2 separate regions of the Homo sapiens genome follow, and region 1 is linked to region 2. Evidence: chromatin loops called from intact Hi-C (ENCODE). Cell type or tissue: natural killer cell. All regions are shown on one strand. Links, peaks and the distances in the headings refer to the core of each region. The heading gives the core; the rest is flanking DNA.

Region 1 (15,745 bases), core at 6,594-9,093, 66 kb before region 2:
TTCTGCCTTGGGATCCTGTTGATCTATGACCTTGCCCCCAACCCTGTGCTCTCTGAAACATGTGCTGTGTCCACTCAGGGTTAAATGGATTAAGGGCGGTGCAAGATGTGCTTTGTTAAAAAGATGCTTGAAGGCAGCATGCTCGTTAAGAGTCATCACCACTCCCTAATCTTAAGTACCCAGGGACACAAACACTGCGGAGGGCCGCAGGGTCCTCTGTCTAGGAAAACCAGAGACCTTTGTTCACTTGTTTGTCTGCTGACCTTCCCTCCACTATTGTCCTGTGACCCTGCCAAATCCCCCTCTGCGAGAAACACCCAAGAATGATCAATAAAAAAAAAAAAAAAGAAAAAAAAAGGAAATATATCATATAACACAAAAGAAGGCAGGAAAGGGTGAAGACAGGAACAAAAACCAGAAGAGATCAACGCAAAGCAAATAATAAAATAGTAGGCCCACTATTTACTCTAATAATAATTAGAGTAAATGTAAATGGCTCAAATACATCAATAAAAAGATACAGATTATTAGACTGGATTTCCAAAAGCTAGTTCAAATATATGCTATCTATAAGAAACACCTATAATGATATATATATAAGGTCAGTTAAAAGGATGGGAGAAGAAGTATCATGCATACTAACCAAAAGAAAAATGAATATAAATAGCAAACAAAGTAAACTTCAGAACAAGAACATCCATGAAAAAGAGGATTGTCATATAATGATAAAAGAATAAATTCACCACAAAGAAGTAACAATATTAAATGTGTACCTATCTAAAAACAGGGCTTCAAAATATGTGAGGCAATAACTGAAAGAAAAATAGGACAAATCCAACATTATACTTGGATGGTTATTTCAACACCCCTTTCTTGGTAACAAATAGAACAAGCAGACAGAAAATTGGCGGGGATACAGAAGTCCTGCATGATACTATTAAATGTTTTTACCTAATTTACACTCTACTCACTAATGGCAGAACACAAAGTCTTTTTAAGCACACATGGAACATTCAACAAGATATACTACATATATAAATCAAACTTTATCATAAAACAAACTTTAAATTAAAAAAAATCACAAAGTATGTTATCTGACTGTAATTTACTTAAGCCAGAAATCAATATCAGATTATGTAGATTATTCTCAAATATGTGGAAAGCAAACAACTCACTTCTAAATAGTCCAAAAGTCAAAGACAGGCAAGTTAGAAAACATCTTGAATTAACTGAAATAAAAATACAAAGTACCAAAAATTTGTGGAATATAGCTTGGAGAGAAATGTATGACATTAAGTGCTTATATGAGAAATAAGAAAGATCTAAAATCAAACATATAACATTTCACTTCAAGAAACTAGAAAAAGAAGAGCAAATTTAACCCAAATTTGGCAGAAGGAAAGAACATATAAGGATAAGAACAGGAATCAATGAAATTGAAAACAGAAAAACAATAAAGCAAATCAATCAAACTATAAGCTGTCTCTTTTAAAAGATATAGAAAACTGATAAACCTCTAGCCAAGCTGATTTTAAAAAGAGAACACAAATTACCAATCTTAAGAATGAATAAAGCTCTCCCCCTCCCCCTCCCCCTCCCCCTCCCTCTCCCTCTCCCCACGGTCTCCTTCCACGGTCTCCCTCTGATGCCGAGCCAAAGCTGGACGGTACTGCTGCCATCTCGGCTCACTGCAACCTCCCTGCCTGATTCTCCTGCCTCAGCCTGCCGAGTGCCTGCGATTGCAGGCGCGCGCTGCCACGCCTGACTGGTTTTCGTTTTTTTTTGGTGGAGACTGGGTTTTGCTGTGTTGGCCGGGCTGGTCTCCAGCTCCTAACCGCGAGTGATCCGCCAGCCTCGGCCTCCCGAGGTGCCGGGATTGCAGACGGAGTCTCGTTCACTCAGTGCTCAATGGTGCCCAGGCTGGAGTGCAGTGGCGTGATCTCAGCTCACTACAACCTACACCTCCCAGCCGCCTGCCTTGGCCTCCCAAAGAGCCGAGATTGCAGCCTCTGCCCGGCCGCCACCCCGTCTGGGAAGTGAGGAGCGTCTCTGCCTGGCCGCCCATCGTCTGGGAGGTGAGGAGCCCCTCTGCCTGGCTGCCCAGTCTGGAAAGTGAGGAGCGTCTCTGCCCAGCCGCCATCCCATCTAAGAAGTGAGGAGCGTCTCTGCCCGGCCGCCATCCCAACTAGGAAGTGAGGAGCATCTCTGCCTGACCCGCCCATCGTCTGAGTGGGGAGCGCCTCTGCCCCGCCGCCCTGTCTAGGATGTGAGGAGCGCCTCTGCTGGGCCGCAACCCTGTCTGGGAGGTGAGGAGCGTCTCTGCCCGGCCACCCCGTCTGAGAAGTGAGGAAACCCTCTGCCTGGCAACCGCCCCGTCTGAGAAGTGGGGAGCCCCTCCGTCCGGCAGCCACCCCATCTGGGAAGTGAGGAGCCTCTCCGCCCGGCAGCCACCCCGTCCGGGAGGGAGGTGGGGGGGGGTCAGCCCCCCACCCGGCCAGCCGCCCCGTCCGGGAGGTGAGGGGCTCCTCTGCCCGGCCGCCCCTACTGGGAAGTGAGGAGCCCCTCTGCCCGGCCAGTTGCCCCGTCCAGGAGGGAGGTGGGGGGGTCAGCCCCCCACCCGGCCAGCCGCCCAGTCCGGGAGGGAGGTGGGGGGTCAGCCCCCCGCCCGGCCAGCCGCCCCGTCCGGGAGGGGGGAGGGGGGGTCAGCCCCCTGCCCGGCCAGCCGCCCCGTCCGGGAGGGAGGTGGGGGGATCAGCCCCCCGCCTGGCCAGCCGCCCCGTCCGGGAGGTGAGGGGCGCCTCTGCCCGGCCGCCCCTACTGGGAAGTGAGGATCCCTCTGCCCGGCCAGCCGCCCCGTCCGGGAGGGAGGAGGGGGGTCAGCCCCCCGCCCGGCCAGCCGCCCCGTCCGGAAGGGAGGTGGGGGGATCAGCCCCCCGCCCGGCCAGCCGCCCTGTCCGGGAGGTGAGGGGCGCCTCTGCCCGGCCGCCCCTACTGGGAAGTGAGGAGCGCCTCTGCCCGGCCAGCCGCCCCGTCCGGGAGGGAGGTGGGGGGGTCAGCCCCCCGCCTGGCCAGCCACCCCATCCGGGAGGGAGGTGGGGAGGTCAGCCCCCTGCCCGGCCAGCCGCCCCGTCCGGGAGGGAGGCGGGGGGGGGGGGGTCGGCCAGCCGCCCCGTCCGGGAGGGAGGTGGGGGGGTCAGCCCCCCGTCCGGGAGGTGAGGGGCGCCTCTGCCCGGCCGCCCCTACTGGGAAGTGAGGACCCCTCTGCCCGGCCAGTCGCCCCGTCCGGGAGGGAGGTGGGGGGGTCAGCCCCCCGCCCGGCCAGCCGCCCTATCCAGGAGGTGAGGGGCGCCTCTGCCCGGCCGCCCCTACTGGGAAGTGAGGACCCCTCTGTCTGGCCAGCCGCCCTGTCCGGGAGGGTGGTGGGGGGGTCAGCCCCCCGCCCGGCCAGCCGCCCTATCCAGGAGGTGAGGGGCGCTTCTGCCCGGCCACCCCTACTGGGAAGTGAGGAGCCCCTCTGCCCGGCCACCACCCCGTCTGGGAGGTGTGCCCAGCGGCTCATTGGGGATGGGCCATGATGACAATGGCGGTTTTGTGGAATAGAAAGGCGGGAAGGGTGGGGAAAAAATTGAGAAATCGGATGGTTGCCGGGTCTGTGTAGAAAGAAGTAGATATGGGAGACTTTTCATTTTGTTCTGTACTAAGAAAAATTCTTCTGCCTTGGGATCCTGTTGATCTGTGACCTTAACCCCAACCCTGTGCTCTCTGAAACATGTGCTGTGTCCACTCAGGGTTAAATGGATTAAGGGCGGTGCAAGATGTGCTTTGTTAAACAGATGCTTGAAGGCAGCATGCTCGTTAAGAGTCATCACCACTCCCTAATCTTAAGTACCCAGGGACACAAACACTGCGGAAGGCCGCAGGGTCCTCTGCCTAGGAAAACCAGAGACCTTTGTTCACTTGTTTATCTGCTGACCTTCCCTCCACTATTGTCCTGTGACCCTGCCAAATCCCCCTCTGCGAGAAACACCCAAGAATGATCAATAAAAAAAAAAAATAAAAAATAAAAAATAAAAAAAGAATGAATAAAGACATATCACTACAGACCCTATAGACATTAAAGGGCTAATAAAAGAACATTATGAACAACCCTAAGCCCAAGTATGAGACAACTCCAATCAGATGTGAGCAAATATTTTTGTAATGGGCAAGCAGCAAATATTTAAAATTTGTTGGTCATATGGTCTCTGTCATAACTATTCCACTCTGCCATTATAGTGCAAAGGTAGCCATGGACAATAAGCAAATGAACAGGCATGGCTGTGTTCCAATAAAACTTTATTCATAAAAAGAGGTGGCTGGCCTGTGGGCTTCAGTTTGCTAATGCTTAGCTTTGCGTAGCTTAGATGAAATAGACCAGTTCTTTAGTAGATAAAAACTACCACTTGAGAAAAAACAGGCAATCTGGATATACTACTGTATCTAGTAAAGAAATTGAGTTTGTAGTTAAAGTCCTTCCAAAAAAGAAAACTGAAGGTCCAAGTAATTTCACTGATGAATTGCACCAAGAATTTAAGTAAAAAATAATACCAATTCTACACCATTTCTTCTAGAAAACAGAAGAGAAGGAAATACTTTGCAACTCATTTTGTAAGTCAAGGATTCCTTTGATATCAAAATCAGACAAAGACATTAAAAGTTATACACTGCTGGTAGGAATATAAAATAGTACCAATATTCTCCATGAGCACAGACACAAAACTTCTTAACAAACTGTTACCAAATGGGATCCAGCAATATATAATAAAAAAAAATACACCACAACTACGTGATATGCATTTCAAGAATACAAAGCGGGTTCAACATTCAAAAATCAACCGATATAATCTACCATTTTAACAGACTAAGAAAAGCCATATGACATCTCAACAGACACATAAAAAGTATTTCATAATATTCAATATCCACATATGACTTAAAACAACTTCAGCAAACTAGAAATAGAAAGCAAACTTCCTTAACTAGATAAAGAGGATCTACAAAATTCCTACAGCTAACATCATACTTTAGGGTAAAAGCCTGAATGGTTTCTGTTCAGGTCAAGAATAAGGCAAAGAAGGATGTCTGCTCTCTCATCATTTCTATGTCCTATTCAGCATCACACTGAAAGTCCTAGTGAGGACAATAAAGCAAGGCATACAGATTGAAAAGGATAAAATATATCTCTGTTTGCAGATAACATGATTGTTTATGTTTTTAAAAATCTCAAAGAACTGACCCAAAAAAAGCATCTAGAACTATTAAGTGAGTTTGGCAAGGTCACAGCATACACATAAAAACCAACTATGTTTCTATATACGAGCAATGAACAATTGGAAATAAAAATTTTAAAAATAATACTATTCACAACAGCTGCAAAAATAAAATGCTTGGGTGTAAACATTACTATAACAACGTACATACAGGATAAAATGCTGAAAACTATAAAACATTGATTAAAGAAATCAAAGAAAACCAAAATAAATGGACAGATCATGTCTATGAACTGGAAGGTCAATACTACAAAGATATTAGTTTTTCCAAAGTTGATGTACAGATTCGATGCAATCCCAATTCAAATCCCAGCAAGTCTGCTGTAGAAACTGACAAGATAGTCTTAACATTTATATGGAAAGGCAACATCTATAAAGAACTCTCAAAATTCCACAAGAAAAACAACGTGGTTTTTAAACACGGGTAAATGATTTGAACAAACACTCCATTAAAGATATACAGATGGCAAACAGGCAGATGAAAAGATGCTCAAACTCATAAGTTATTAGGGAATTGAAAATTCATACCATAGTGAGATATCACTACATGACTATTAATTTGACTAGAATGTTTTAAAAACTGACAATAACAAGAGCTAACAAGAATATAGAGCAACAGCATCATGATACGCTGCTGGTGCAAATACAAAATGGCATAGATGCTTTGGAAAACAGTTTAGCAATTTCTGACAAGGTTCAATAAATACTTACATATGACCCAGCAATCCCACTCCTAGCTATTTATTTACCCAAGATAAATGAAAACATATGTTCACATAGAAACCTATAGGCAAATGCTTGTAACAGCTATATTCAAAATCATTAAAACTGGAGGCTGGGCGCGGTGGCTCACGCCTGTAATCCCAGCACTTTGGGAGGCTGAGGTGGGTAGATCACGAGGTCAGGGGTTCAAGACCAGCCTGGCCAGGATGGTGAAACCCCGTCTCTACTAAAAATACAAAAATTAGCCAGGCGTGGTGCTGCACAACTGTAATCCCAGCTACTCAGGAGGCTGAGGCAGAGAATTGCTTGAACCCAGGAGGCAGAGCTTGCAGTAAATCAAGATGACGCCACTGCACTCCAGCCTGGATGACAGAGCAAGATTCTGTCTCAAAAAACAAACAAACAAACTGGAAAGAACCTCAAAGCCCTTCAACTGAGAATGGTGAAACAAACCCTTCACCACCATACAATGGCTTACCATTCAGCAACGAAAAGGAACAGACTGTTGATACATGCAACGACATGGATGAATCTCCAAAGAAATTATGCTAAGAGAAAGAAGCTGTATACTGTTAAGAGTATTACATTCTAGAAAAGGAAAACTATGGCCCTGCACGGTGGCTCACGCCTGTAATCCCAACGCTTTGGGAGGCCGAGGCAGGGGGATCACAAGGTCAGGAGAGCGAGACCATCCTGGCTAACATGGTGAAATCCCATCTCTACTAAAAATACAAAAAAAATTAGCCGGGTGCTGTGGCAGGCGCTTATAGTCCCAGCTACTGGAGAGGCTGAGGCAGGAGAATGGCGTGAACCCGGGAGGTGAAGCTTGCAGTGAGCCAAGATCGCGCCACTGCACTCCGGCCTGAGAAAAAGAGCGAGACTCTGTCTCAAAAAAAAAAAAGAGGAAGGGGAATATCACACTCTGGGGACTGTGGTGGGGTCGGGGGAGGGGGGAGGGATAGCATTGGGAGATATACCTAATGCTAGATGACGAGTTAGTGGGTGCAGCGCACCAGCATGGCACATGTATACATATGTAACTAACCTGCACAATGTGCACGTGTACCCTAAAACTTAAAGTATAATGAAAAAAAAAAAGAAAAAAAAAAAAAAAGAAAAGGAAAACTATAGGCAAAGCGAACTATAGAGAAAGGCTGCCGAGGCTTCGGGCTGGACAGATAGTTGGACTGCAAAGGAGTAACACAGGGGAATCTGGCGAAGTTATGGGAATGTTCTGTATCCGATTGTGGTGGTGGTAATATGATTCTATGCCTGTGTCAGAATTCAGACTGCACACCGTAAGAGTCATTTTTACTGCATATAAATTTAAAAACTTTTTTTAAAAAGAAAGGCTAGGCCAGGTGTGGTGGCTCATGCTGTAATCCCAGCACTTTGGGAGGCCAAGGGGGGTGGATCACCTGAGGTCAGGAGTTCGAGACCAGCCTGGCCAACATGGCGAAACCCCGTCTCTACTAAAAATAAAAAATAAAAAAAAAAAATTAGCCAGGTGTGGTGGTGCACACCTGTAGTCCCAGCTAGTCAGGAGGCTGAGGCAGGAGAATCACTTGAACCCAGGAGGCAGAGGCTGCAGTGAGCCAAGATTATACCACTGCGTTCCAGCCTGGGCGACAGAGTGAGACTTGGTCTCAAAAATAAAATAAAATAAAACACAATAAAATAAAATAAAGGCTATAAACGTATACCAGTAAATACACGGCACTAGCCATGTACCACACATTGTATTAGACACTTCTTATTGAGTGGGGAAAGCGAATAATATCATTTCTTCTTTCAAGCTGCAAGACAGCTTTGACTGAAGCCTATGCTAGCTTCGTACTCTGTAAAACCTACATCAGGGAACCCATGGAACTAAGTTGTTACTAAAACATAATTATCAATAATACAGACTTTGAGGCAAGGCCAAACTACGAGCTGAAATCCTGCCTGCCCCACATACTTCTTGACTTTAGGCCTTATCTGTAAAAAGGAAATAACACTCCTATCTCTATCTCACCATGTCATCTTGCTAATTAAATTCACTAGTGTGAACCCACAGGGCAGTGTGTAGCATCTAGGCTAGAACTGAAGGGACATTATTCTTTTCATCATTGTGGTGGTAAGTGCTCTGTGCTACCTTAGAAATTTTTATTTACTTGATGCACACACTTCCAAATGTGGCCCAAAGGAGACCCACATTGCTACCGAATTTGCATAATAAGTAGTGTGATATTATAAGCAATATATGTGTGTGCAGGGTTAGCAGTGTGCTAGCAATCTATAACGTGTTCCATCACCCTCTTGCCTCATAGTGGAAGCAGCGAGATAAAACAGCTGGTTGCTATGAGCATTCACATTAATGAAATCTCACCACTGCCACGCCGCACTCCAGCTGAAAAGCACTTTCAGATCCATTATGCCATTACCTCATCATAGCAAGTCAGGGAAACTCTGTTCTCTCTAGGGGGGCAGTGACAAATGCCTGTGTGCAGATGGCATCATTCATAATCCTAGTGGTATCCAGCACAGCCCACCGCTGCAGTCAAGCGAACAGAGAGGCATAAATGTTTGAAGTGAACACAGATGAATGTAGAGATACAGCCACATCCATCACTTGCACTTTCCCTACTTTTGAGTTTTGAATTCACTCTAAACACTGGATAATGCACCATCAGTTCAGCAAACACTGATCACATCGTTTTTGATTTCGCTTTTGTTTTAGACAGGGGCTCCCTCTGTCACCCAGAATGGAGTATAGTGGCATGATCACGGCCCACTGAAGCCTCCACCTCCCGGGCTCAAGTGATCCTCCCACCTCAGCCTCCCGAGTAGCTGGGGCTACAGATGCATGCCACCACACCTGGCTCATTTTTTAATTTTTCTTTTTTTGGATTTTTGTAGAGACGTAGTTTCACCATGTTGCCCAGGCTGGTCTCGAACTCCTGGACTCAAGCAATCTGACTGCCTCGGCCTCCAAAGTGCTGGGATTACAGGCATGAATCACCACGCCCGGCCTAATTAAGTACTTTTTATAAAGTCAAAGGCTCTGCCCTCAAGAAGCTCACATATTCATAACAGGCCTTACTTTATAGGCCCACTGCACATTGTATGACTTGACCAACTACAGGTTCAGCACTGAAAGGCTGACAAAGCCCACAGATTTACAACAGTGTTGCTTTGCTCCCCAAAGACCCACACGATTCATTTATGGCCTGTCCAAAGAACTCAAAAGCCTGTCATCATGCCTTCCCCAGGGCTGCCCGCGTCCAGGGTGGCTGTGTCCTCACTCCCCATCCTGACACATCTTGTGGAGCACATTCAGGAAGGCCTCTTGTTGGTCAAGAGGCAGAAAAATAAAAGGCCAGGCAATAAAGCCAGCAAAACACCTGGCTAGGCAGCTGCAGCCAGAAACACTTGATTCAGGGAATATGACAAAGACGGATCCCCTTTCAGAATTTCCTCTTCTGAGCTGGCCTGGGCAGTCAATCCAAACCTCTCCTGCTCGTGAGGGAAAGACAACACCATCCCCACTGTGTTCCTCCAGGTGTGTGCTGTTAATTCGGCTCGGAAAAAGAAAACAACTGAGGCAAAGTCAAACAAAGTATGCTCGCTCCGGTCCATCTATTATGGGAACTGTCAATATTAGCCCCATGTGGTCGGCTTGCTTTCCCTGTTGCAGTCTCAGAACACCCTGAAATCACCTGGACCAGGAACCTTCTTTCCCTCGGAAATAAGCAAACACTCGTACCAGCTTTAGTGAGCTTTTATGAGCACAATCTCTCTTCTCAGCTGAACAAAACACAAAGATTGACCATCCACTGTGCCACACTCCCAGGCTTGATGACAGCTACAAAGGGGCACCTGGAAATCAGAAAACGATGCCCCAGTAGCCACTACGGAGTCTAATTCCTGGAAGCCAAAGTGAAGCCTTATCTATGAAAATAAAGACATGCCACATTTAGTAATGCTTCAGTAATGAGCTCCGAGTCTCCCAACGGGCAGCTGCTGAGGCAGAAGAATCGCTTGAACCCGGGAGGCGAAGGTTGCAGTGAGCCGAGATTGCATCACTGCATTCCAGCCTGGGCGACAGAGCAGGGCTCCATCTCAAAAAAATAATAATAATAAACAGTAAAGCAGGTTTTTGCTGGTGATGGAGACTCCGGGTTTGTCTGAAACCAGTGACAACGTAAGGTAGTGTTTTCTACTGCTTTAACTTCTCCCCAACGAATCAGAATTCCTAAAAGTCCACGTCCTGTGTAAGCACAGCTCCGTTTATTCCAGTACCTCTTTTGGAAGGGGTTTTATAAATGTTTTGATGAGCTGACACGTTTTGATACTTATTTGTGCTCTCATGCTAAAGTCACCAGGCACTGGGCTTTTTATCACCTCTAATATGCTAGGGTATAGCAGAGGTCCCTTTAGCATAATGCCCAGTTACAATTTCCAGCTGCTTTTCCAAACACATCTGGTTTCATTTGCACCTTTCCAACAACTCTATGGGGAACACCAGACAGGTATCTTTACACCCATTGCACAGATGAAGAAACTGAGAGTCCAAACACACTGTGGGTGAACTCGTTCAGCTTCTTCACGGCATGGAGCCAGGGAGCTCCAAGCTCACAGGACGGGTACATACTCCCCACTGCTGGAGATGCCGCTGGCTTGGCGAGAGGTTATACATTCATCGTCATGATCACTGTAGTGGAAAGAAAGTCTCGTGTCTATCCAGGAGAGCCGATCCTTCTGGGCGGCCCATGGGTTCTGCATACTGCAGCACATTTGAATCACCCAAGGGACTGATTTAAAGCAAACAAATAAACAATGTCTGGGCATCACCCAAAGATTCTGATCCAACTGGATTGGAGGAGGACCCAGATATGTGGTTTTTTTGTTTGTTTGTTCGTTTTTTGAGACAGGGTCTCACTCTGCTGCCCAGGCTAGAGTGTGGTGGAGCGATCACCACTCACTACAGCCTCAACATCCTGGGCTCAAGCGATCCTTCTGCCTTAGCCTCCCAGGTAGCTGGGGCCACAAGCATGCACCACCACACCTGACCAATTTGTTTATTTATTATTTTTTTTTGTAGAGACAGGGTCTCTCTGTGTTGCCCAGGCTGGTCTCAAATTGCTGGGCTCAAGAGACTGTCCAGCCTCAGCCTCCCAAAGTGCTGGGATTCCAGGCATAAGCTACTGTGCCTGGCCATGGATATTAATTTTTAAAGTTCCCCAGGAGATTCCAATTTGCTGCCACAGTTGAAAACCTCTGGCCTCCAGCCCTACCAGGTCAGCAGTAACTGAGCTGACTCCCACATCTGCATGGTAATCCATAAAGGCAGAGGAAGACAGACGTTCCATTGCCCAAACCCAGATTCCCCGTCACCCAGAGCATACTAAATTGGGAGCTAGGCAGATACCAATGAAGAAAAATGTGAGCATATTTACAACAAAGCAGGCCACTGAATGCAAACTAAAATTCCGCATCCCGTGTAAGTGCTGCAAGAATGAAAAGTGGAGGTCAAACCACCCTGCTTGAGAATCTGAGTCTTTTGCACAGCCTCCCAGAGCCGAGTCCTTTCCCTCCTCCAGTCTCCGTTTCTTAGCAGAGCAGGGACCGCCTTGAAGAAATGAGAAATCAATTGTGTGTGCTCTGCTGAATTAAGGCTTTTCCAGGCTTGTCGATCTGCATTCATTTGCATGCATTGGCACTGTCTTCCCTACAGAATGAATTCACAGGAATCCAGAAAATGCCACGCTTGTACATTTGTGTCCCCACCACTTCCTGCAGAAGCCGCTCCTGTGATTCATTCAGGAGTGGCCAGAATGAAATCTCCTGTCATTGGTGACTCTTGGGAAGCACTGAATTCGTAGGGGGGTCCCGGAGGTGGCACTGGCAGCAAGACCACAAGTTCCCTTGGCAAAGAGTCTGATTCTGCCTGACTTGCTTGCAGCCACAGTAGTGAAAATACATTCAGTTCTCAGATGTGCTTGTTCGAAGGAGTGTTTGTGTGGTAGGTAAAAGGAAATGATTAAACAAGATCTTTAGACAACTTCGGAACTGGCTTCAAAATGCCCACGTGGCTACACTCTTTTATTATTATTTTTTTTTAGACGGAGTCTTGCTCTGTCACCCAGGCTGGAGTGCAGTGGCACAATCTCAGCTCACTGCAACCTCCGCCTCCTGGGTTCAAGCAATTCTCCTGCCACGGCCTCCCAAGTAACTCGGATTACAGGTATGTGCCACCACGCCCAGCTAATTTTTGTATTTTTTAGTGGAGATGAGTTTTTGCTATGTTGGCCAGGCTGGTCTTGAACTCCTGGTCTCAAATGATCCGCCTGCCTTAGCCTCCCAAAGTGCTGGGATTACAGACGGGAGCAACCCCAAACCCTCTTAAACTGAACAGTGGATATCTTGAGCTAAGGGCCCACAGGGCACATTCATTGATACTGAAGGCTCAGTTTGGTTCTTATCTGCCTACATGATTTCTGTCTGAAAGCCTGACTTTCCTTCCTACAGTAATAAAAGCAGGTAACACCTCAGAATCTTATTTTCAGTGATCCCAGCCCACATAGGAAACAGGCGCCCAGCCTAGGAGGCTGTTTAACTCAGGCCTTCATGTAATTCACCCAGTTCCATGTGGCTACTTTTGAGTCACAATCACCAATGATGTCCTGGGTGAACTGAGAAATTGCTACCATGTATTATGTAGAACGGCAGGACTTTACTAGAGCCTGGTTTCAGACAAGAACCACTTAGAAGTCACATTCTTTTTGAAACAGAGTCTCCTTCTGTCACCTAGACTGGAGTGCAGTGGTGCCCTTATGGCTCACTGCAGCCTCAACCTCCCAGGCTCAATTCATCCTCCCACCTCAGCTTCCTGAGTAGCTGAGATGACAGACATGCACCACCACACCTGGATACTCATTTTGTTTCGTTTTTGTAGAAATGGGGTTTCAGCATGTTTCCCAGGCTGGTCTTGAACTCCTGGGCTCAAGTGATCCATCTGCCTTGGCCTCCCAAAGTGCTTGGGTTACAGGCGTGAGCCACTGAACCCAGCCTAGAAGTCCTAGAAGTCACATTCTAAAACCTCAAGGTTCTGGCAGAAAAGAGTGGCATCACTCCACCTGTGTCCAGACAAGCAAATTCACAGCTAAGAGGAAGCTGGCATTCCAGACCAGCTCGTGGAATGATGAAACACTGGTATGGCCAAACCTGGTCTCTAGTGGCTTTTCAAACAAGAGCTGGGTTCCATGTCACAGAATGGCTGTATTAGAAGCCTGGAGCAGGGTAGAGATCAGACCTCAGCAAAGCCAGGTGACAGCCTCTGCCTGGGGCCCCTTCCCATTGGCGGCTGCTAAAGGGAAAGTCGTGCAATTATCCAGAGGAAGGTTCCCCCCTGACCTCTCTCTCTGGGCACCTACTGCTCTCTCTGCACAAGACAAAATGCAATCAGCTGTGAATGGTCAAGACTCTGTCCCCACATCCCCTCTCCAAGGTGATTTATACCAGCAGAACTCCAGCCCAGTCCTCAGTCCTTCCCAGCGGGGTTCCATCAATGAACAGGACAAACGGAAGCAGAAAAGATTTGGGGAGCAGGACAAAGAATTTTCCAGGAGTGTCCTTGTGGCTTATGAATGTGGTTTCCTTTAATCTTCTTAAAGAGAGTCCGGGAAAGAAGGACACCGCATTTTCATGACTTTCAGCTTAAGTGCAAAAAATAAGTCAAGTGGGTCCCCCAAGCCCTCTCCCTCGGCTTTATCAGGGTTATGTGAACTGCAGAGAGGCCTCAGGATGGGGAGTTTAGTTGGGGAGGGAGAAAGGGAGGAGACCCATGTGTTTGCTTTTTTAAAAAACTGTGATAAAATATATGTCACATAAAATTTACCATTTTTACCATTTTCAGCTGTAGAGTTCAGTGGCACTAGGTACATTCACATTGTTGTCCAACCATCACCGCCGTCCACCTCCAGAATTTTTTCATCTTCCCAATGGGAACTGTGCCCACTGAGCAAGAAGTCCCCATTTCCCTTCCCCCCAGTCCCTGGTAACCACCATTGTCCCTACTGTGAAGTTGTCTATTCTGGGTACCTGAGTAAGTGGAATCATAGGACATTTGTCCTTTTGTGTCTGGCCTGTTTCGCTTAGCGCATTCTCAGGTTTCACCCATGCAGCAGCATGGGTCAGAATTTCCTTTTTTTGTAAGGTTGCATAATATTCCACTGCATGGAGAGACCACATTTTGTTTGCTCTTTCATCCGTCAACGGAAATTTGGGTTGTTTCCACCTTTTGGCCTTCATGAATAGCGATGCATTTACTTCCAGAAAGATTCAGCTGAGGTGCCAAGGACATACATAGCACAGAGCTGGAAAGCAGGATTTCTCCCTGAGAACAGGCAGCATCTGGATTTGGGAATCGTCTTCCTAGAGCTGTTTCTCCAAGTGTCTCGGGATGCTCGTTAAAAACACCAGCATCTCAGTCCTACCCCAGGCCTGTCAAATCAACGCGCCAGGGACAGGACCCAGGACTCTGCATTTCACAAGCTTCCCAGGGCATTCAGAGATCTGGGAACAATGTGGCCTGGAAAGTGTGTAGAGGCTTGGGGAAGAGAGGGATGAGAGAAGAGGGGGTGAATTCTAGAATACAAACCTGAGAAGCAGCCACAGACACAGGAAAGAAGCAAGGATCAAAATTCCCTGCCACTGGAGACAGAAAAAGACAAATGCATTATGCAAGGCAGACGGCAAGGAATTAACACGAGAGAAATAAAAGAATTGGGAACCACAGGAAGGGCCCAGCTGAGAAACAGGGGAGGGACCGGGCTGGTGGTTTTCAAGAAACGCAAACCTCAGGACACCACAAGCCCATCCGCAGTGCCTCTGTGCAATGTGAACAAGCATCCTTTCTTCCGGGCGGCCCTCAGCCAAAAACCTACACAGAGGCACACAGTTGCTGGGCCTAAATCAATCTACTAGATCACCCACTCGCCCTCTGTCATTCCTGAAAAAGGAAAAATAGGATTTCCTGATATTACAGGGAAATTATTCTAGCAGAAGAAACCAGGAGGTGAAATTCCCCTTAGACACAACGTACTCCCCCATCTGATTAACAGAAATTAAAAACAAAAAGGGTGCTTCCCTGCTGCTGGCCAGTTCCCTGTTTCTAAGGACAGAATCCTCTAAGCAACAACCTATAGCCTGCAGGCACCATCCAAGCTTATATAAGAAACCTACTGCCACTAGGTCCCAGACTTCAAGAGCTCTTTTAGCCTCTTTGTGTTTCTCCACTCCGTGTATTAGCTTGTGAGATACATTTTGCACATGATCCTGGGAATAAAGAGTCACAGGTAAACAAGGCTGCAAGAAAAGTCCAGGTGGTGTTCACACAGTAGCTGCAAACTTCTCAGAACTTTTCAGAAATTCATCCTTGCCTGTCATTACATTTTTTAATGAGCCACTCAGCATTCCAACGAACAACCCAATACATCATTTCCTCTATTAATTGGTGCAGTTAATTTGAAAACTGTTCTCAGTTCTATATTTATATGGGAAATATTAAGAGTCCATCTCCTTGCTCCTTTTTCATTAATTCCACACACATTCATGGAGCATCACGCTAGGAACTAAGGACATGATGTGACCCGAGGTTGGCAGGTCCTACCCTCGGGCTCGGGGGCACCAAGGGCTAGGTGGGCATGAAAGAGCCCAGGCCGGGCGCGGTG
Region 2 (15,745 bases), core at 8,209-10,708:
GAACACATAGGAATATGTATCAGCAATGAACGTCCCCTCTGGCCTCAGCATGGACTCCTCTCGCCTTCCTCTCTAGGTCCTGCCGCATGAGCCTTCTCTTCCTCACTAATCACCTTTTTGTCATGTGTTTGCCCCCTCAAGAATGCCAGCTCTGGGAAAGCTTGGACCTTAATGCTTCTGTTGACAGCTGTATCCTCGGCATGTGCAACAGCAGACAGTGCATGGGAGAGGCTCGGTATGCATTTGCAGATTGAATGAATGAATGAATGCACTGACTTTGCTTCTGAGCTAAGAAATGCAGTCAACCACCTTCACTCTCCACCACCTGCTCTTGGTCTCATTCAAAGTCAAAGGCATTCCCTGGCTGATTTGCTTTTGCTGGTTGCTGACTTGCTTTTCTACATGATTCAAAGGTCAACACAATCCATCAAAAGACCCATGCAAAGGAGGCATTCCGACACCTATTCCCAATCACTCCCTTCCCCTGTGCCTCAGACAGAAGAGCATTTTATTATAACTTGTTTATCCTTCCAGTGTTTCTTGATGCAAATATAAGTAAATTCACATACATATGTTCGTATGTCCATCTTTCTTTTTTTTTTTTTTTTTTTTTGAGACAGAGTCTTGCTCTGTCGCCAGGCTGGAGTGCAGTGGCATAATCTCAGCTCACTGCAACCTCCGCCTCCTGGGTTCAAGCAATTCTCCTGCCTCAGCCTCCCAAGTAGCTGGAACTACAGGCTCGCGCCACTACACCCAGCTAATTTTTGTATTTTTAGTAGAGATAAGGTTTCACCATGTTGGCCAGGATAATCTCAATCTCTTGACTTCGTGATCCACCCGTCTCGGCCTCCCCATGGGATTATAGGTGTGAGCCACTGCGCCCGGCCGCCCAGCTTTCTTATACAAAGAGCAGCATACTCCATGCACTGTTTTTCACCTTGCGTTTTGTACTTGTTAATGTACCTGGAAATCTTCCCATTTCAAAACACTTTTTTTTTTTTTGAGACAGAGTCTCGCTCTGTCACCCAGGCTGGAGGGCAGTGGCTCGATCTCGGCTCACTGCAACGTCCACCCTCTGGGTTCAAGCGATTCTCCTGCCTCAGCCTCCAGGGTAGCTGGGATTACAGGCACGTGCCACCACTCCCAGCTAATTTTTGTGTTATTAGTATACACAGGCTTTCACCATGTTGGTCAGGCTGGTCTCGAACTCCCAACCTCAAGTGATCTGCCCACCTTGGCTTCCTACAGTGCTGGGATTACAGGCGTGAGCCACCATGCCTGGACAGAAACACAGATTTTTATCATTCTCTTTAACAGCTGCATAGCGTTCCACTGTCGATACACACCATCACCCCTTTAACCAGTCCCTTATTGACTGATGGCCACTTGGCGGCTTCCAACACTCTGGTGTCACAAAGCTTCAATGATAATTGTGAGCAAATGTCATTTCATCACATGTGGGGGTGTATCTGCAGTAAAGATTCCCAGAAACAGGACTGCTGGGTCAAAGGGTAAATGTATCCGTAATGTTAGTTCATGGCACCAGATGCCCCTCCTGTAGGGTTGTTTAAAAGTACTGTTAGGTGCTATAAAAAGGTAGAGATTTTTTTTTTTTTTTTTTTTTTTGAGACAGAGTCTCACTCTGTCACCGAGGCTGGACTGCAGTGGCGCAATCATAGCTCACTGCAGCCTTGACCTCCTGGGCTCAAGTGATCCTCCCGCCTCAACCTGGGACAACAGGCACGTGCCGCCATGCCTGGCTAAGATTTAAATTTTTGTAGAGACAGGCCCTCACCATGTTGCCCAGGCTGAGTGATACTTTAAATGTATATGTGTGGTATAGGTCCTGAGAATGTTTTCCATTCTTGTCACGGGGACTGTTAACCTATTTCTTTACTTTCATAAAACACGGGATCTTTTAAAATTTAAATCAATGCGGCATCCCCCACTGGTGGTCTGAGTTCACCTTCCCTATTAAACTTGCATCCAACAATTCTCTTAGGCTAACAGGTTTCCCCTCTAGCAACCTATTGGAAGAAAACAGCCCCTCTCAAAAAGACTTGAAAGCCTAGTTAATATGGGTGGAATTAAATTTTTATAAGAGCATTCAGGAATTCTAAATCAGCAGCAAATATTTTTCTCATCACAAGACACACAATGACATGGAAATCAAACATAAATGAATATTTTAAAACTTTATTCATTCCAATTCAGGGGATCCCCAAACCTAGTTTATATTCCCAGAGTTTTTAGTAATTCATGACTTTTTCACAGTGAGAATCTATAATGAGAAAATGGTGCCTATCTGCAGAAGCGATAAAGGGTTCTTTCCCACCCAAGCTTCTGGAGAAGGCATGAGGAAACAATGTACTTTCACATGAGAATCTCAGATTTCAGGAAATTGACCTTCTGACTTAGAACATTTATTATGGGCGGGGTGCACCAAAGCAATGATCTGCTTTCATACTGGCACGAACTGGCTAAATACAAGTCATATGAGACTAAATTCACTCCTTTGTTTAATATGGTTTTGTATAACACCTTCAGTTTACTTTAAAATCATTTGGCACGGACAGCATGATATTCTCCATGGGCTAGTTGCTGTAAATGTCAATTCTAAGAACAGTCAGTTAACCTAATCAATAACTCATACTCCATCCACCAAAGACATGGACAAGAATGTTTTCAGCTGTTTGCTTCATATTGTCCCAAACTGGAAACAACCAAATGTCCATCAACTACAGAAAGGAACCTAAACTTTATATGATGGAATTACAGAGCAATGGGGAAAAAACGAACAACTTTTACATACAACAACATGAATCAATGTCATAAAACATAAGTGCAATTCCATTTATATGGAATTTAAAAGCAGGCAAAACTAATCTAAGGTGACAACAGTCAGAACCGTGATTACCAGGCTGGACATAGTGGCTCATGCCTGTAATCCCAACACTTTGGAAGGCCAAGGCGGGCGAACTGCTTGAGCCCAGTAGTTTGACACCAGCCTGGGCCACATGGCAAAACCCCTGTCTCTACAAAAAAATACGAAAATTAGCTGGGTGTGGTGGTGCATACCTGAAGTCTCAGCTACTTGGGACACTGTGGCAGGAGGATTGCTTAAGCCCGGGAGGTCAAGGCTGCAGTGAGCCCTGGTCATGTCACTGCACTCCAGCCTGAGCTACAGAGCAAGACCCTCTATCCTTATGCGAGATTCCTAAAAAGGTCCAGCCATTGGTTTGGGAAATTTCTGGCTGCCTGAGGCTCCTCCTAGGGTAAGAGAACCCTGGTTTTGGAATACTGGAAAATCTGCCTCGAGGGAAGCTTTCATCCAAAGTGGCACTCAGAGCACACAGTAAGGCACAGAGCAGGGACTCCTGATGACAGAACCACCACCCAGACTGTACTCGGCCAGCCGGCCGGCCTGCTCACACATTTCCTAAATAAGGGATCTTATGTGAATTTGGTATGAAACTTGCTTGCATTATAACCTGGCAATGAGAATGTAGGAGAACAGCTAACTGTCATTCACCTAAAATTTTACCTACTAAAAAACCTGAGCGCGGACAGCCAGTCTGGCTTAGTTCCATTCTCCAGAGGTTTGCAGATTATTAGGTGAGTGGCAACATAGCGCAGGCACAGAGGCTCACACCTGTAATCCCAGCACTTTTAGGGGCTGAGGCAGGAGGATCACTTGAGTCCAGGATTTCAAGACCAGCCTGGGGAACACAGCGAGACTCCATCTCTACAAAAAATTTTAAAATTTGCCAGGCATGGCAGTGCACGCCTATAGTCCCAGCTACTCGGGAGGCTGAGGCAGGAGAATCGCTTGAGCCCAGGAATTTGAGGCTGCATTGAGCTATGCTGTGCCACGGCACTCTTAACCCAGGTGACAAAGTAAGACCTTGTCTCTAAAAAAAAATTAAAATTCGGCCGGGAGTGGTGGCTCACACCTGTAATCCCAGCACTTTGGGAGGACGAGGCAGATGGATCACAAGGTCAGGAGATTGAGACCATCTTGGCTAACACGGTAAAGCCCCGTCTCTACTAAAAGTACAAAAAATTAGCCAGGCGTGGTGGCACGCGCCTGTAGTCCCAGCTACTCAGGAGGCTGAGGCAGGGGAATTGCTTGAACCCAGGAGGCGGAGGTTGCAGTGAGCTGAAATCGCGTCACTGCACTCCAGCCTGAGTGACAGAGCGAGACTCCATCGCGAAAACAAACAAACAAAAAAATTAAATTCAAAAACAGAATGACAACCTGCTGTCCACATAATATAGTAAGAAATTTCCTTATAAATGAAATGAAGACAGGAGCTAGAAGCAAGAAAAACTGGACCGATAAACACCTGCACAGCAAGACCCAACCAGGGGAAGGGTTTCAACAGCCCCCCCAGAGCTCTGCTGCTGGCCCCTTCCTCTTCAGCATTTTTATTGGTGACTTGTACAGAGAGAGGATACGATCATCATGTTTGTGGACAACCCAAAATTAAACTAAACTCAGAATTCTAAAAAGATCTTGACAGGCTGATATAATGAGCTGGATCTCACAAGATTGTGCATAAAAATTAACAACTCAGAACAAAACAGGCAAGGCTCCATGATAAAATGTATCCTAGTTGTTACATTTAAAACTTTAGGGGTTTTGGATAACCAGCAGTTCAGGTAAGTCCATGTAAGTCAGAAGTGTGTTGTGGTTGCCAAAAATGCAATGCCTGTATTATATTTCAACGAAAGTTTCCTTTTAAAAATGTAATGCAACATAGTCATACACCAATATTCCTAGCAGCATGATTCACAATAGCCAAAAGGTTACTCAGACAGTCCATGGACAGATGAATGGGTAAGCGAAATATGATCTAGCCATACAATGGAATATTATTCGGCCTTAAAAAGGAAGAAAATTCTGGCCGGGCACAGTGGCTCATACCTGTAATCCTAGCACTTTGGGAGGCCGAGGCAGGCGGATCATGAGGTCAGGAGTTCAAGACCAGCCTGGCCAACACAGTGAAACCCCATCTCTACTAAAAATACAACAATTAGCCGGGCGTGGTGGCAGGCGCCTGTAATCCCAGCTACTCAGGAGGCTGAGGCAGGAGAATCGCTTGAACCCAGGAGGCGGAGCTTGCAGTGAGCCAAGACTGCACCACTGCACTCCAGCCTAGGCGACAGAGTGAAACTCCATCTCAAAAAAAAAAAAAAGAAAAAAGAAAAAGAAGAAAAGTCTGACCCATGCTTCAAACTGGATGGGTCTTGAGGACTGAGTGAAATAAGCCAGTCATAAAAAGGCAAATATTGACGAATCCACTTCAACAAGGCCCCTAGAGTAGTCCAATACATAGAGGGAGAAAGTAGAATGGGGCTGGCCGTAGACTGGGAGGAGAGAAGATGAGGAGTTGCTGTTGAATGAGGGCAGAGTTTCTGTCTGGGAAGATGAAAAAGTTCTGGAGATGGATGGTGGCGATGGCTGCACAACAATGTGAATATACTTCATGCCACTGAACTGTACTCTTAAAAACAGTCAAAATGGGCCAGGCGCGGTGGCTCATGCCTGTAATCCCAGCACTTTGAGAGGCCAAGGCGGGAGTTCAAGACCATCCTGACCAATATGGTGAAACCCCGTCTATACTAAAAATAAAAAAATTAGCCAGGCATAGTGGTGCATACCTGTAATCCCAACTACTCGGGAGGCTGAGGCAGGAGAATTGTTTGAACCCAGGAGGCGGAGGTTGCAGTGAGTCAAGACTGCACCACTGCACTCCAGCCTGGGCGACAGAGTGAGACTCGGTCTCAAAAAAAAAAAGTCAAAATGGTCAAACTTACATTAATACATATTACTATAATGTGTATTGATATATGGACCATAATGCATATTTATACATACAAATACATATACAAATAAATGTATATTTATACATTATAAATAATTGTACTGTATTGTATACAATATTGTATATTTATACAATTATTTATAATGTATAAATATTTATTCAGTCCACATAACATTCTGAGAAATTTCCTTATGATTTCTTTGTAAATGAAAGGAAGAAAGGGGCTAGATGTGAGAAAAACTGGACACTGTATATTTATACAATATAAATCAATATAAATAATTGTATAAATATTGTAAATTCAGTTTACAATAATACATATTACCATTTTTTTAAGAACCCAAAAAATGCAATGCAATCATCTGCTCCATTAATGTGAACAAAGGTCATTGTCGGGTTCCATACGCTGCTCTCAGAACACACCTGAAAACACTGTGAAAACAGGCTTGCAAAGGGATCCGCAAACATCGCCCACCTGACTCGCCTGCTCCACGAGACTCTCCTCCTTCCCTCTCAAGTGGGCTTTGCCTCTGAACCTGGATGGTTCCTCTCCCTCAATTAAGGGGCTATTGGCCACTTGGAAAAGGAGGCGGCCCCCAGCACATGTGCTGCTTCAGATCCCCAATGTCTCTGTTGCTCTGGTTCCTGGGACCCCGGTGGTCGAAGGCCCATCGGCCAGAGTAGCCCCCGGGACACTGAGAACATGGACATCCCCCAGGGAATCTTCCAGAAGCCTTAGCTCCCTGTCCCACTTCGTCTCTGACCCACTCTCCAACACACACACACACACACAAACACATAACCATCCTCAAGTCTCTGCCTCCCAATGCAACAAAGGATTGGTATATTCATTTACTCCACAAATATTCAGAGTTTGAGAGAAATTGTAAAATAAATTCTTTGAAAGATTTACCAGTTCAAGAAATGCATATCATGTATATGAATGACAATTAATATTTATTAAGTGCCACTATTATCAGAATTTATCTCATTTCTCTCGCCCCCTCTAAATAAATTAGTCTGTGAAGCTGAGACAGGAAAAGAGCTGCCCCAGGGTGGAAATCCTCAAATGGAGCCAGGGCACTGGGTCCCTGGGGATACCAGGTCCCAAGAAGAGGGCAAGAGTGAAGATGGAGCAGGTTCCCAATGTCTACAGAGGAATCTCCTCCAGGCCCTCCTACCTCTTCCTCCTCCCAAGGCAAGAGAACAGACTTACCCAGCTGGCCAGGAGGGGATGGAGGGCACCAGCCCAGCTCCTTCTCCCTCCTTTCTCTTGGGAACCCGTGGGAAGCCCACAGACTACATCTCTCCTCTGGGCCAGAGGAGGAGCCTGCAGGGGGCTAGGCGGACTGCTTCTGAGGTTGAGAGTGAGGAAGCCCTTTATTAAAACATGCCCCAGTCCTCCAATGGAACTTTTATCAGGAATGAATTTAACATTTTGATCTCCACCTGCCTGGCCCCTCAGCCCTACTTCTCAATTGGTTCAGAGCTCATGTGGGAAAGAATGGTTCTCCTCACTCCCCGGCCCATGGCAGACACCCAGCACCGCACCTCTTACATGGCGGGCAGGTCTAGGTGGGAGGTCTTCAAAGCTGGTTCTCACAGTGGGAGCCTGCATGAGGCGCAGGACATGCCAGTTGGCTCATAACCTCTGGGGCCAGCAGCACCTGATAGCCGCCAGGCAGTCAAAGCATGAGTTTTTCATCCTTCTTTTATTCTGGAACAATGGGAGTTTCCTTAGACAGGTAACCCAATAGACCCAGCATTTAGCCTCCTTGAAGAAAACACCAGAGTCTCAAATAACAAAACAAAACTAAATGCAAAGGGCTGTCCAAGTCCTCACTGTAACTCGAAATGGCATTGGGAACATTTATGGAGACTAGAAAATACAAGACCTCAAACCTGCTGGGTCTCAGACCAGGACACAGCCTCCTTCTCTCTGGCCAGTACACAAGTCATCAAACCACTGTCCATGTGTGAGCTGCCCAATCTACAAGCCAAGCCCAGCTGGAGACACCACTAACCCATCCCTATTTATTCTCTTAACCAAATAACTTCCAGATTTCCATTTCACCTGGCTAGAGAGCCACGTTTATGTCTCTAAAGCTTCGATCCTTCTTTAAGAACAAGAAATTAACAAAATCACAACGGCTCTTCCTAATGGTATTAAACATAAAACTTTCACGCTTATATAAACCTGAGAGCTCATGGAGTTAGTTCCACCTCCTCATTCCCCACACGAAGAGACTGTGGAGCTGTAAACTCAGTATATAACCCAAATGTAACTGGGGAAACTGGAATACAAACTGGATATTAAGAAATTAGTATTAATTGTATTAGTTGTGATAATGCTATTTTAATTACATAGGGAAACTTCCTTCTTCCTTCCTTCCTTCTTTCCCTTTTTCCTTCCCTCCTTCCTTCTTTCTCTCTCTCCCCACCCTCCCTCCCTTCCTTCCTTCTTTCCTTCCTTGGGTGAAGGAACAGAGATTGACACTACTGTTAGTATGGGTGTAACATCAAGATGTCTCCAATTTACTTTTTTTATATACGTGTGTATTTTTTTTGAGATGGAGTCTCGCTCTGTCGCCCAGGCTGGAGTACAGTGGTGTAATCTCGGCTCACTGCAACCTCTGCCTCCCAAGTCAAGCGATTCTCCCACCTCAGCCTCCCAGTTAGCTGGGATTACAGGCGCCTGCCACCATGCCCAGATAATTTCTATATTTTTAGTAGAGGTGGGGTTTCGCCATGTTGGCCAGGCTAATCTCAAATTCCTAACCTCCAGTGATCCACCCACCTAGGCCTCCCAAATGATTATAGGCGTGGGCCACCACGCCCGGCCAACATGTGTCTTTTTTTAAGCTTTACTGAGGTATGACTGACAAATAAAAATGGTATATATTTAGGTATACAACATGATGTTTTGATATATGTATACATCGTAACATGATGTTTTGATATATGTATACATCGTAACATGATGTTTTGATATATGTATACATCATAAAATGATCACCATGATCAAGCTAACATACCTATCAACTGCCATCATCACCCCTTGTGTGCGTGTGATGATGGCACTTGAGATCTACTCTCTTAGCAAATATCTTCACTTTTTTTTTTTTTAAACAGCTGGCCTGACCTAGGGTATACACAGCTGGTTAGTGGACGAGCTGGTTAACAGCAAGCGTGGTTCCTGCCAAGGCTGTTTTCAACATGCTATACTCTCAACACGGGAGCAGCTACACAAGACGACGGGGCCCTTCACACAGCCACACGGACCCTGCCCACTCAGCTTGGGGAGGTTCTACGTGCTCCCAATGAGGATGGCAGACAAGCCACACTTCAATGAGAGTAACTTGCTAGGTTGGCCTCTTTATCTGATTTTAATGGCCAAATACTCATGTAACATCGGCCCAGGTAACATTTGTTCTGAGTTTCAAAGACCACATCAGTGCACCAAGGAACTGGAATCTTTCATAACATAGTAACATGACGTAATAGAATCTGGATAGAATCATACAATAACAATCACAAACCGCTTGCTGTGTACCAGGAACTATTCTAAGTGTTTACAAGAATGATCTCAGTAAATCACAACATCCGATGAGATTATTATCTCCATCACATTGATGAAGTAACCAGGGCACAGAGAAGTTAAGAAAACCACCAAAACCACGGAGCCCTACACGACAGTCAGCGTTTTGGATGACTCAGCCGTACGTGCCCCTGTGATCACACTCCATTTCCGGATAGTCACATTTCATGTTTTTCACCGGGAGGAATGGTCCGGGGATAATTTCTTCTCATTCCTTTCTTTAAAAATAGTACAAAAGGATAAAAACAAAAAGTAAAAGAGAAAAATAAAATCTGCCACAGAGGCTAAAACAACATATCTGATGTCGAAAAAATGTTTTTCACTTTGTTTTTCTCAACAAAAATTCAAATCACTCAAGTACTGCTTGACTCTTCTCCAAACAAACCTAGGCAAGAAGTCCGTAGTATCTCTAAACAAACCCAGGCAAGAATCCACACGGCTCTACAGTTTCTCCTCCAGAGAACTCTGTGGGCCAGGCATGGTGGCCCATACCTGTAATCTCAGCAACTTTGGGAGGCTGAGGCAGGAGGATCACTTGAGGCCAGGAGTTCAAGATCAGCCTGGGCAATATAGAGAAACAAAAAAAAAATAAAAATTAAAATAAGCAAAAATAAAAATACAAAAAGTAAAAATAAGTAAAAAATCCAGGCATCGTGGCTCACGCTTGTAATCCCAACACTTTGGGAGGCCAAGGCAGGAGGATCACTTGAGGCCAGGAGTTCAAGATCAGCCTGGGCAATATAGAGAAACAAAAAAATAAATAAATAAAAATAAGTAAAAATAAAAATACAAAAAGTAAAAGTAAGTAAAAAAGTCCAGGAGTCGTGGCTCATGCCTGTAATCCCAACACTTTGGGAGGCCAAGGCAGGAGGATCACTTAAGGTCAGGAGTTCGAGACTAGCCTGACCAACATGGTGAAACCCTGTCTCTACTAAAAACAGAAAAAAATTAGCCAGGTGTAGTGGCACACACCTGTAATCCCAAATACTTGGGAGGCTGAGGCAGGACAATCACTTGAATCCAAAGGCAGAGGTTTCAGTGAGCCGAGATTGTGCCATTGCACCCTAGCCTGGGCAACAAGAGCGAAACTCCATCTCAAAAAATAATAATAATAAAAATAAGTAAAAAAAATAAATCAGCCAAGCATGGTGATACATACCTGTAGTCCTCGTTACTCAGGAGGCTGAGGCAGGAGGATCACTTGAGTCCAAGAGTTCAAGACTACAGTGAACTACAAAATTAACTTAAAATCAATATTTTTTTTTGAAATAGGATCTCACTCTATCACCAAGGCTGGAATGCTGTGGCACAATCTTGGCTTACTTCAGTCCCAACCTCTCAGGCTCAGGCAATCCTCCCACCTCACTCTTTTGAGTAGTTGGGACCCCAGGTGCACACAACTACACTCAGCTAATTTCTTAATTTTTTGGAGAGACGGGGTCTTGCTATGTAGCCCAGGCTGTTCTCAAACTCTTGGCCTCAAGCAATCTTTCTGTCTCAGCTTCCCAAAGTGTTGGGATTACAGGCATGAGCCACCACACCTAGCCCTAAAAATTTAAACATTTTAAAAAAGGAAAAAACTATCTGAAGGCTGCCCAGTGGCCAGCAGAGGCCTCTCATCATGATATATCAGAAAGTTACCAGTTATTCCCTTTAAGGACTCTAGGTGAGTTTCTGCAGAAAGAGTGACATGGGAAATAAATTGTTGTTGGCCTTCCAATACCTTTGCTAACTTCTCCAGTATTGATAATGACTTCGAACAAATCTTTATAATTTAATTACCTCTTGAAAGTGGTGCCTTCTGAAGCTAACACGAGATACAGACCATTCTGCAGAAGAATATACTCAGTAAAAAAAGACAGAGAGAGAGAGACACAGTGGAAAAAACTTAGACCCAAACACTGAGTTTCGAACATCCCAGAAAAGGAGACGTTGTCTTAAACAACCCATCCTAGACATGGCAAAATGTCTTAGGATGAATTGGGGAAGCTGCCAGTTGGGACACTCCCTAGTTCTATTCCAAAATCCCTTCCCTACATTTAGCCCAATTTAAGGTATCTCATGTAATTCTCAGAAAAGATCAAAGAATTCTCAAAGGAAGTCAACATCCAACTAAGATACAGCACACAGTATCTGACAGCAGGGAAGGAAGGGTAGACTCAAACCAGAACAACAAGGACAAAGAGTTCTAACTCCAAAGGGCTTGGGAATCACCGGCATAGAGCTTGCTGTAAAGTCTCCAACTGCAAAAAGAGAAAGGATTTATATCATGGCTACTATCCAGACTTTAGAAACATCTGAGCTTCCTCAAATACTAGTGTCAGAGGCACTGGAACCAGATCAACTCCATCTTGAGTAGGGACTGGGTAAAATGAGGCTGAGACCTACTGGGCTGCATTCCCAGGCAGTTAAGGCATGCTAAGTCACAGGATGAGACAGGAGGTCGGCACAAGATACAGGTCATAAAGACCTTGTTGATAAAACAGGCTGCGGTAAAGAAGCGGCCAAATCCCACCAAAACCAAGATGGCGACGAGAGTGACCTCTTGTTGTCCTCGCTGCTACACTCCTGTCAGCACCATGACAGTTTACAAATGCCAAGGCCACATCAGGAAGTTACCCTACATGGTCTAAAAAGGGGAGGCATGAATAATTCACCCCTTGTTTAGCATATCATCAAGAAATAACCATAAAAGTGGGAAACCAGCAGCCCTCGGGGCTGCTCTGTCTATGGATTAGCCATTCTTGATTCCTTTACTTTCTTAATAAACTTGCTTGCACTTTACTCTGTGGACTTGCCCTGAATTCTCTCTTGCACGAGACCCAAGAACCATCTCTTGGGGCCTGGATCATGACCCCTTTTCTGTAACACTAGCAGGCTGAAGGATGAAGTAATAATTGAGGCAAAGAGACTGTATTTCATATCTGCAAAAGAAATGAACAGTACTATCTGCAAATAACAGGTGCCTCCCACACAGAATACCTTTATTTCCCTCGCTGGGAACTTTTCATTCTTTTTCAAAATTTGTTATGGCTAAAATTAGCATTTGACATTCAGAAAAAAAACGCCAACATGTCTATATCTGCTATGATGACCTCACCATTCATTCACCTCTGAACTGACTTTCAAAACATAGTTAACTTCAGCCAGCAAACAACAGTCAGGCACAAAGATAAGGAAGACAATTAAAAGTTATACTAACAATAAAAACAAATGAGCAATATAATTCTCTGCAGTTGTCAGGACATGGTTTATGACTTTTACATTAAAAGGACTTTTTCTTTTTATTCTTACAGACAGGACAAAAGCAATGATGATCATGGCTAAAGGCAAGTCAGTGGGTGGGGAAAACGGCCTTGGGAAAGTTTCCAGTCTAAAAAAGCACGTTAACAGTACTTGATGGTGATATTTTGAATACCCAAAGAAAAGTCTGTCTACTCTTCTGCCCAGTCTGTAAGGGCAATGCTAACATTGAAACCAGCCAAGGAACAAGAGCAAACAGGACAATGGCCTGTCTTCATGTGAAAGGAAGCCAAAACAAAATGGCAGAACCAAAGCTAAGTCTGACTAAATTCTACTCATTCTCCAAGGTGAGGTTTCATTTCAGAACTCTCACATGAACTCTAATTGGTGTAAACCAAAAATGAAATTCTAAACCCCCTCAACTGACTGAATGGAGGACCTTCCTCTTGGCCAAGGGGATTCCAAAGTTAACCTGAAAGACTAGTGCAGGGCATGATGGGAAGGGAGGATCGGACACACCTCATTCTACCCTCCTCCCTTTGGAATTCGGGCACGACTGGCCGGCATGCATTAACATTCAAACAGAAATCTTAAGACTGAGAAAACAGATGCTTTGTAGCAATAAGATACCAAATTCCAGCCTGTCTCTAGTATAGCATCATGTGACAGATAGCAGGCCCTGAAAGAAATCAAAGTAGTTTACCCCAACACACATTTCTTTGACATATTTTGAAATGACCCTGCAAAGCTGTCTCTTGTGGGGAAAATCTACATTCTGTAGCGAATCCCATCCCCTTTCCACATCTTTTCCTGTTCCAAGAGAGATTTAACTAAGAGTCTGGCACCTTTACTGTCTAATCTCTCTGAAGCCTGTTACCTGGAGGCTTCATCTGCATAATAAAAACCTTGGTCTACACAACCCCTTATCTCAACCCAGACATTACTTTCTATGGATTCCACATCTTTAGATAATAACTTAACTCTTTCAACCAATTGCTAATCAGAAAACCTTTGAATGCACCTGTATTCAAAATCTATTCCAAAATCCCTTTCTTTGAATGCACTTGCATTCAGAGATTTTGGAAATCCCTGCTTCAAATTGTTCTGGCTTTCTAGACCAAACCAATGTACACCTTAAATACGATATTGACTGATGTCTGCCTCTAACTTCTGTCCCTCTAAAATGTATAAAACCAAGCTGCACCCCAACCACCTTGGGCACATGTTCACAGGACGTCCTGGGGCTGTATCATAGGCCTTGGTCATTGATATTTGGCTCAGAAGAAACCTCCTTAAATATTTTACAGAGTTTGACTCTTTTCATCGACATCAGCATATACACCTCCTCAAAGCCTCAGAGGCCAAGGAAACGCAGGTTTCCATCATGGTTCTTATGCCTGACTGTCAGAGGCGTTTGAACCAGAGCAACTCCATCTTGAATAGGAGCTGGGTAAAATAAGGCTGAGACCTACTGGGCTGCATTCCCAGATGGTTAAGGCATTCCAAGTCACAGAATAAGATAGGAGATTGGCACAAAACACAGGTCATAAAGACCTTGCTGATAAACCAGGTTGCAGTAAAGAAGCCGGCTGGCCAAAACCCACCAAAACCAAGATGGCGATGACAGTGACCTCTGGTTGTCCTCACTGCTACACTCCCGCCAGCGCCATGACAGATTACAAATGCCATGGTAACGACAGGAAGTTACCCTATATGGTCTAAAAAGGGGGGGCATGAATAATCTGTCCCTTGTTTAGCATATCATCCAGAAAGAACCATAAAAATGGGAAACCAGGCTGGGCACAGTGGCTCATGCCTATAATCCCAGAACTCTGGGAGGCCAAAGTGGCTGGATCACTTGAGGTCAAAAGTTCGAGACCATCCTGGCCAACATGGTGAAACTCCGTCTCTACTGAAAATACAAAAATTAGCCGGGCATGGTGGTAGGTGCCTATAATCCCAGCTACTCAGGAGGCTGAGGCAGGAGAATCGCTTGAACCCGGGGAGCGGAGGCTGTAGTGAGCCAAGATCACTCCACTTTACTCCAGCCTGGGCAAAAGAACGAGACTCCGTCTCAAAAATAAAAAAAAAAATAAAATAAAATAGGAAACCAGCAGTCCTCAGGGCTGCTCTATGGAATAGCCATTCTTTTATTCCTTTACCTTCCGAAGAAACTTGCTTTCACTTTACTCTATAAACTCACCCTGAATTCTTTCTTGTGTGAGATCCAAGAACCCTCTCTTGGGGTCTGGATCAGGACCCCTTTCCTGTAACACGACTATACGAGCACAACACATGGTTCGTGCCTTCGTGAAGGTCATCACGACACTATATTGCAACTACAAGCTTCTATCCTTGTTTCTGTCCCCTCCTGTGTCACCGCAGAGATTCTCAGAATGGAGGCAACATAGGTTAGCCCTCTCTGTTTGACCATGGTACCTGGTGTAGAGTGAGCACCCATCATATCTGTTCCATGAATACTGAATACATTTTACAAATAGGCAAACCCCGAGAAGATCTGCCGCACATAAACGTCTTTCCTCCTCGAGTCAGTTTCACTACTGAGGCTTCACATCTTTGAATCTGTTTTCCAGAGTCCTTAGATACATGGATAAATATATTTCTGAGAGCTCAGTATTTTTGCTACTGCTGTGAGTTCATATGTAGATGGAATAAAGAAAATGGCTCAAAATTGATGGGAAACGTTAGAAAGCAAAGAAATAGTGAGAGAAGAGAAGTAGAAAAGTAAAAGAAATGAGAAGACAAGATAAAATGGGAAGAAAGCAAAGAAATTCCAGACTTTGGCCTGAAATTTGCCATCACACTGCTGTCTCTTGTCATGGTTAAATTTTGGACGTTTCCAAATATACTCACATCTAACATGCTTCTCCTTACAAATGAAACGGATGAAGTCGGTTTTCACTTTTCCTAAAATGCTCAACAATGGTTACAAGTTCCTTTCTGATCCTTTCCTTCTTAGGAAAGAAGAAAAAAACACTCGATATAAAACCTTTCAGAACCTAAACCATGATATCAGCAGGATGACTTTGGACTCAGGAAAAGTCTAGAAAGTCTT

The links. Hi-C counts contacts between places; a loop is a spot of excess contacts. Peaks named below come from ENCODE experiments on the same cell type or tissue, not always from the same donor. Only the 100,000 strongest peaks of a DNase experiment are listed, where the experiment ranks them.
Region 1: a loop joins it to region 2, with 11 times the contacts of the local background. A loop is called at or near these places in 2 of 110 quality-filtered maps.

Annotation. Positions count from the first base shown.
Region 1 is chr10:12,506,804-12,522,548 of GRCh38, reverse strand. The region is part of intron 1 of CAMK1D (calcium/calmodulin dependent protein kinase ID); the gene reads right to left. Among named protein-coding and RNA genes, the nearest start is that of MIR4480, 64 kb to the left of the region's middle. RefSeq lists an enhancer at 13,049-13,098. In natural killer cell, for the core only: no CTCF peak of the experiment used is centred there; no DNase peak of the experiment used is centred there; H3K27ac peaks cover 1,215 bases.
Region 2 is chr10:12,442,648-12,458,392 of GRCh38, reverse strand. All of the region lies in intron 1 of CAMK1D (calcium/calmodulin dependent protein kinase ID), which reads right to left. It also overlaps the pseudogene RNU6ATAC39P. Among named protein-coding and RNA genes, the nearest start is that of CAMK1D, 100 kb to the right of the region's middle. RefSeq lists an enhancer at 8,788-9,987. In natural killer cell, for the core only: no CTCF peak of the experiment used is centred there; a DNase peak (open chromatin) is centred at 9,502; H3K4me3 peaks cover 330 bases; H3K27ac peaks cover 897 bases.